Regions from separate parts of the Mus musculus genome. Here region 1 is linked to region 2. Evidence: chromatin contacts called from ENCODE Hi-C or POLR2A ChIA-PET data. All regions are on one chromosome and are shown on one strand. The core of a region is the stretch at or near the end of the contact, and the rest is flanking DNA. Distances in the headings are between cores, read along the strand shown.

Region 1 (3,427 bases), core at 290-2,789, 190 kb before region 2:
TTACCCCTGAATCTTTAGCTGCCACCCATTTGTACAGGAACCAAGTAAAGCTAGGCGGGTATAGTACTTGCCCAACGGTAGGTTGCCACAACACCTTTTCTCTTAAGTACCTATTTTCTCTTCCAACTCAAGGATCAGTTAACTTCCCCCAGATGGGGAAAAGAATCACAGGCAGGAACCCCAGTGGATGAGAACCTGACACAAAATGCTCAATGGCAAAAGAATGAGTCTAATTTTGTTGCATACACAGCACAGAAAAGAAACAAAGTTACAGACAAGCCCCCAAAATAGCCAAGGGCCAGGATCACAGGATACCTATAAGAGACACAATTAAACGGATTTCCCTTTGAATATATAGACCTCACTGTTACAGATACAACTCCCAAAAGAAGAAACGCCGGATATATATATTCTCTGCACCCCCTCCCCAAACTAACTAAGTTGGGGTCGATCAGTAACAAGCCTGCTTCCTGATAAGGATCAGAGGTCAGATACAGACCCCAAGGATAAAAACCATATTCACTTTCTTTCTCCGCGCTTGTCACCCTCATTCCCACCACATAAATGAATAGAGGCCGCAGCCAGAGTATTTCCCCGTGGATAGTTAAGTAACAAGGGCAGTCAGCACAACCCTCCTCTAAGAACACCCCCCGCAAAGTCGCAAACACGCGCGTTTCAAAAGATAAAAAGTTCGGTGGGCAAATACAGTAAGTCACAGTACCCCACTCCCATCTGTCTCTCCCTTCCCCCAACCCGCGTGCACCCATCCCGCGTCCCAATCGCGCACGCGCTTTTGCTTTCATAAGAAAAAAGCTGGGGTGGGGGACCATACCCCCTCTTCAGGTGCAGGCTGTGCAGGCATCCCTCAGCTCTGTGCGAACTCCGAGGGTACAGTCCGTCCCCGCGCCTCTTCTATGCACACCGGCCCTCTCCCCCTCCCACGCGCCCAGCTCCTTTACCTCCGATCCCACGACCCGCAACGGCGCTCACCTTCTCGGCCCGGGCTGTCAAGGGAGGGCTCCCAGGCATCACCTCCGCCCGCCACCACCTCCTTCAGAACTGTTAGTTCAAATGGGAGCCAATGCATGCAACTACCAAGTCCAAGACTGGGAGCAAAAAGGAGGAAAGGGGGAGGGGAGACGCGACCGACGCGTTGCCCTCCCAAGGAAACTCGGTGCCACCTCCTCCTAGCCGGCCACAGTCACCAACACAAAATGGCGACGAGAAGAGAGCCGGCGATCCGACCACCATCCACCTACTAAGGGAGCGCGCTCTGGCCGGCCTTGACGATTGGTTGCCGGTCACCATTGGCTGGCCCTGGCATTCTCTGATTGGCAAGCATATGCTACCTCCCCATTCCCTGTGAGAACGGCCCAGGAGTCCAGAAAAAAGAGTAGCTATTGGCTACCCCTAAGAGGCCCGCTCTTTAGAAGCTTGCTGTCCTTTGAAGTTGAAAGACAACTAGAAGCTCCACCTCTTTCCCTACAGGGCCATCTAGATGTCACCGCTTTCTTCTTACGAAGAAAATGAACAGACCTCTCAAAAACAACTCTCTCCCAGACTAACAGAAATGATAACGTTGATTCGGTAGCGACACGGCGTGGGAGGCAAAATAGAGTCCGCACCTCGCCGAACTCGTAAACAAACTTAGGCCGGGGATCTATTTAGCAAGGTAAGGGCGGAGCGACAAAAATCGCGCTGGGATCAACCGCAGCTGCGCACATTGTATTTCCGTCTCCCTCCCCCCCCCCGCCCCCCAGGACTCCGCAGTACAAGCTGTCATGGCGGCCCGACTGTTAAGCTTGTATGGTCGCTGCCTGTCAGCAGCGGGGGCGATGAGAGGGCTCCCGGCTGCTCGCGTTCGCTGGGAGTCCTCCAGGGCTGTAATCGCCCCATCCGGTGTGGAGAAAAAGCGGCAACGAGAACCGACCATGCAGTGGCAGGAGGACCCAGAACCCGAGGACGAAAACGTCTACGCGAAGGTGAGAGGGAGGGGGGAAAACGGGACGCTGTAGGGGCCAATCTGGACCAGGGAAACCAGTGTCAAAGCGGACATTCTCCGGCCCGAGATTTGAGCAGTGGACAAAATCTTCGAATATTCAGAAATTTTGCCTAGCTTGTTTTTCTCTTTCGTTGCCTTATTTGCAGTCAGAAATCACACTGAAAGAGGGCAGCACCCAAAGCATGTTAGAAACTTTATAATTAGGGTAATACTAAACTCTAAGGTAACACGTGCATAATGCCAGGCTGTGCTAGACACTTTGTATCTATTTACTCATCTCAATTCTAAAGTAGCGTGATTTTGAAGTAGGCACTATAACTGTTACTGAAGTAGGCACTGTAACTGTTACAGTGACATAGATGAGGATACTAAAACACAAGTTGCTAGCCCAAGATCACAGCTTGAGTAGGTCATGGAGCTGATTATTTGCATTCAGGACTGAATTCCTGTGCTTTATGGAGAGCAGAGATTCTGGAGTCAGACATCTTGGGTTGAAAATTATTCACTTGTATGACCTTGGACAAGTAATTTAATCTCTTGGTGCCTCGGTTTCTTTGTAAAGTGAGAAAAGTACTAGGAAAGCTAAGAAAAACACACCTGCTTCATATGAGTCAGAATGGTCACTGCAGCTCTTACCACTTACTTCAGAAGTACTCCAAATTAGAAGGTGTTTATTATTGCCATTTCCACTCTACTGAGGATATTGTGAGGTTTGTGTTTTTGAAAAGGCCTAGTATATTCAACATTAACATCTGATTGAAGATCTTAAATTATTATAGGGTCCTATAGAATAAGTGGACCCATAGGAAATTGCCAATATCCAAACATTTTTTTAATCTTTATAAATAGCACTTTCCAAGGATGAAACTTAACAGACAGGGTGAGCACTCCCAAACAAGTACGTGAGGCCAATTATTCATTTGGAAAGAAAGTCAAAATCTTGGATGGGGAGATGGTGATGAATTCAGTGGTGATTAGATTTGGAAGAAGAGCTTTCTAGGCCTCGAGAGCAGCAAATGTCACAGCCCTGTGGTGGGAAGGAATTTCACGTATCCTAAAAGTAGAGAAAGGATTTTAATCAGGGATAAGAGATTGGTTAGAGATTGGAGGGCGGATTAGAGACCAGGTCATGCAAGGCCAGGATATAACTTTATGGAGCAGCAAGAAGCCCTAATTGACCTCTCCTTCTCCTCAGAACCCTGACTTTCATGGTTATGATAGTGACCCTGTGGTGGACGTCTGGAATATGCGAGCTGTCTTCTTCTTTGGTTTTTCCATCGTCCTGGTCTTTGGGACCACCTTCGTGGCTTATGTGCCTGATTACAGGTATAGGGGTTTTCTAAGAAAGTTGAGTGGGAAGGGGCAGAGGCAAAGGTAGAGGTTGGAGGAGTCTCTGGCCAGAATTCTTACCCTGTACTGGTGGGG
Region 2 (3,861 bases), core at 585-3,084:
GAAAATGTTAGTTATGGAAGTAGAACACTCTTAAGGTTAAACAAAAAAAGAAAAAAATCTATTTTTACTTATCCAGAATCATCAGATAATATGTAAGAGCCACACTATTTAAAGGGTACAAAGGCTAGGCTCTATATTCCTACCATTACAGATGTTATAGAAATATTAAACTAAGTAAAATACAATGCTTTGTTCAAGTGGACTCTGCTGTGCTCTGCTCTCCACCCCCACTCTCCACCCTCCAGGCTGAGGAGAAATGGCTGCAGGCAAGGTATTTAAGAGAAGCACTCTGGGAAAGAAGATTCTGGTTAGGTGCACTAGGCAACGAGGTTGTGCAACCAGTTTCTACCTATTTTGTTTTTCATTACTTTTCAGAGTTTTGAGAGGAGCAGTTATCTTTATCTGACTGAACGCAGGGAATGAGGTCACCTTTTCCTCTAGGACACTGAAATCTCTGTCACCATGGTTTTTATTTCTTATACAATCAAACTGTGGCGGGTGGAGGGTGAGGTTCTCATCCTCAGCCTTACAGTTAAGTGCATCTCACAAGGCGGGGTTGGTCGACCCTTGTGCACATCTTTCCTTGTGACTCAACGCCAGTGGAGTGGTCAAACAAGTTTCTTGTGAAAGCCCTACAAGGTACGTATGTCCTAGGGCTGCAAAGAGATAAACTCTTAAGTGTATCTTCACATGCCACCATTAAGGACACTCACTAAAGAGTCCCCCCCCCCCACACTTTCTTCCCACCCCACTTTCTTCCTTACAAATAATGAACGCTGTTTGCCCTGTGTAATTTAAAGCCCAATTCCACCAAAACTCTGCTCCGAAAAGCAGGAGGAAAAGGCTGGGAGGATTAAAAAAATAAAATAAAATAAAATCGATGTGGCTCCCTCAGAGGAGCTGGAGAAAAGTTAACAACTATGCCCGGTGGCAGAAAAATCTCCCCTTAATTGGCATATCCCTGGCGATTTTCCCACCCCTAGACCTCAGGGCGATTGCGGGCTTCGAACACTCACTGCGTCCTAACAATGACTGGAGAAAGGAAAGTTCGAGGACGGAAGGGCACCCGCACTCCCACTAGGTTGGCATTTCAGCTCTCAGAGTGCCTGGTTGCTCCCCACACTGCCCGTCTTGCCCTCTCCGGACCCTCAGTATCTTCCCGCTCCGCAAGGCTCAAACAGCCAGGGTGCGCCCTCTCGCTGCTCGGACCCGGCAGCCACAGGCAGCAGAAAGAGCATGCCCTCTAGCCCCGAGGTCTGGCCCCAAGAGTCCCTGATAGCACAGGACAAGCACGGAAAGGGGCACCCGGAGGGGACTCCGAAGGGAACGGCCGCCACAGTTATGGCGCTCAACGCCTCCGGAGGTGTCCGGGAGGCTGTAGCCCAGCTCGTGTGTCCGTGTCCGCGCGCCCCCCCCCAACCCCCCGCCCGGGCCACCGGGCACAGCGCGCCACCAGCAGCGGGGCGACTGGGCACTTTACCTCAGCCCACACACGCTCTGTGTTCCGGGGCTCTCGGGGGGACCCCGGGGCAACCGCTACGTGGAGCTGGAGCGACCCCGAGGGTGGCAAGGCCGGGACCCCAAGCTCCACGCCGCTCGCGTCCCACTCCTCGAGGCCGCCACTCCCGCCACTAAACCCGCACTACGCCCACAACCTCGCTGGTGCCGAGGCCACCCTCGAGAGCGCCTACCTCCGGCGCAGCGTCTCGCTCCGCTCCTTCCTCGCCGCACACTGAGGGCCCCCTCAACGTGCCGGGCGAGTCTGGCTAGGGTGGTAACCGCCCCCTAGCCGCCTGCTTTCTTCTCTTCCCTCCCTCGCACCTGCCCCCTAATCTCACCCCGCCCTCCTGGCCGGGCCTTCCGAGGAGCCGAGGGGGCCGCCCCCTAGCGCTCTGCTCCCGCCCCCGGCCCTGGCCGCCTGGCCCTTCAGGCCTCAGCTCTGGACAGGCTGCTGGGCGGCGGCGGCAGCCGAGGCGGCGCGGAGCACTATTGTATTCCTGACACTGTGCGCTCCCACGCTCCGCCTCTTCCCTTTCCTTCCTCATCACTGCAACTCCCCGCCCCACCCCCCCCCACCTCCCCCCACCCCCGCCGGCTGCGCTCGCCCTACCCGGCTGACTCCCCGCCGTCTGCTCGCCGCGCGATCTTCTGGCGGGCTGGGCGCCGTCACGAGCGCCACCGGCTTCGAGGCTCCACCCACCTCAAGCTCCCGCACGCGCGGCGCGGCGCTTCAGGTGGGTTCTCCTCCCCTCCTGCTGCGCGCGCTGCTGCCCTGAGGCGTCCCAGCCCTGCTAGGCGCTTGGGCCAGCGAGGTGCACTGGCTCCTGCTCCGGCAAAGTCCAGCCTGAGCTTTCCCACCCTCCTGACTCGATTGTAAAGTTCTACGAGTGCAATTCGTCCCTAAACTCTAAGACGACCATTATTTCTGACGTTTAGACTTGAAGCATGGATAAATAATAAAAGCCAGGAGGCAATTGACAACACATTAATCCAGTTGTGAGCAAAAATGCTTTATGATGGGGTGGGACTTCTTGATTTCTTTTTCTTTTTTTCTGATGTCGACTTAGCCTACAGCTCCCAGTTATTCAAACCCTCGTCCAGGTGTTCCTGGGGAGATATTTTGGTACTATAATTAAAGATCGGTTGACTTAAAAGTAGGGGTCGCCGTCTTGGATAGTTTAGGTAGGCCTATCAGAATTATTTGGAAAAAAAACTTTAAACTAGGGCTGAGACAGACAGAGAGGGTTGGATAGAGAATGTAAAACTGGTGTACAGAGCGAGTTCCACTACAGCCAGGGTTATACAGAGAAACACAAACAAACAAGAAAAAGTTCACCATGAATGCCTGCTTTGGTCTATTCTATGCCCCTGCGTTCCAGCTCCCTGGTCATCTGCCCTGCAACTTTTTGTTTTGCTTAGCCATTGTCACAATTATGGAAGACAATAGCGTCAAATAAATAAGGGAGACATGATGTATAGTAGTAATATATAAAACAAGTGTACATAATTTACTACTGGTTCCTGGACCTTTGAAATACAGATGCTTGAAAACAACTTTTTTTAATTTACCTTGCTAGAATTGAAAATGCATCATTCACAATTATGATGAATTAATATAGTTATTTTCACTTATATTTCTAGGTTTAAACAGAAATGTGAGCTCTTGTATTTTGTCTGTTTTTCATATTGTAGATATGATTCTACTTTATTTTATGTAAGTCTATGAGTGGTAAAATATTTAGTCCACAATTACTGTTACAGTTGAATTATTTAAAAATAAAAATTCATGTGGGCAGTGGTGGCACACGCCTTTAATCCCAGCACTTGGGAGGCAGAGGCAGGCAGATTTCTGAGTTCGAGGCCAGCCTGGTCTACAGAGTGAGTTCCAGGACAGCCAGGGCTACACAGAGAAACCCTATCTCAGAAAACCAAAAAATAAAACAATAAAAAAAATAATAAAAATTCCACAGTCATAAAAATTCAAAGGGGTCCCATGCATCTTTCTAAGTACTTCTCAAGTTTTCTCCCAATAGTAACCTTATATAACTATATCAAAACCAAGATAGTGGCACTTGTCCAATCTGAAAAGCTCATTCAAATTTCATCAACTTCACAAGCATCCATTTCTGAGTCTGAATATATAAGTTCTACACAATTGTATCACCTGTGAGTTTCCTATGACCAACACAACAGCTCAAAGATTCCCCCTGGTACCCTTTATTAACATTCACATTTTAAGAGTTTGTCCATTGAAGGATATTTGGGCTGTTTACAACAAACTTTGCCTCCTAGGCCATGGAGATAGCTCAGTAGGTAAAAGCACTAGCAACCAAGCCTGATGACTTGATTTTGGTCCCTTAA

The links. Hi-C counts contacts between places; a loop is a spot of excess contacts on that map. ChIA-PET counts read pairs that join two places held with the same protein, here RNA polymerase II (POLR2A).
Region 1: a loop to region 2 is called in a map of T-helper 17 cell, with 2.8 times the contacts of the local background. The contact joins the promoter of Rbm10 here to the promoter of Jade3 in region 2. A Hi-C loop is called at or near these places in 1 of 37 maps with a recorded cell type or tissue (T-helper 17 cell). POLR2A ChIA-PET finds 5 or more read pairs at or near these places in 2 of 5 experiments (Patski and embryonic stem cell).

What each region holds. Positions count from the first base shown.
Region 1 is chrX:20,615,615-20,619,041 of GRCm38, reverse strand. Rbm10 (RNA binding motif protein 10) reads right to left here and starts at 1,539. Exons shown (of 24, transcript NM_145627.3): 1 at 991-1,539. It overlaps Ndufb11 (NADH:ubiquinone oxidoreductase subunit B11), which reads left to right and starts at 1,423. Exons shown (of 3, transcript NM_019435.5): 1 at 1,423-1,982; 2 at 3,198-3,328. The coding sequence starts at 1,782.
Region 2 is chrX:20,423,661-20,427,521 of GRCm38, reverse strand. Jade3 (jade family PHD finger 3) reads right to left here and starts at 1,834. Exons shown (of 13, transcript NM_199317.2): 1 at 1,692-1,834.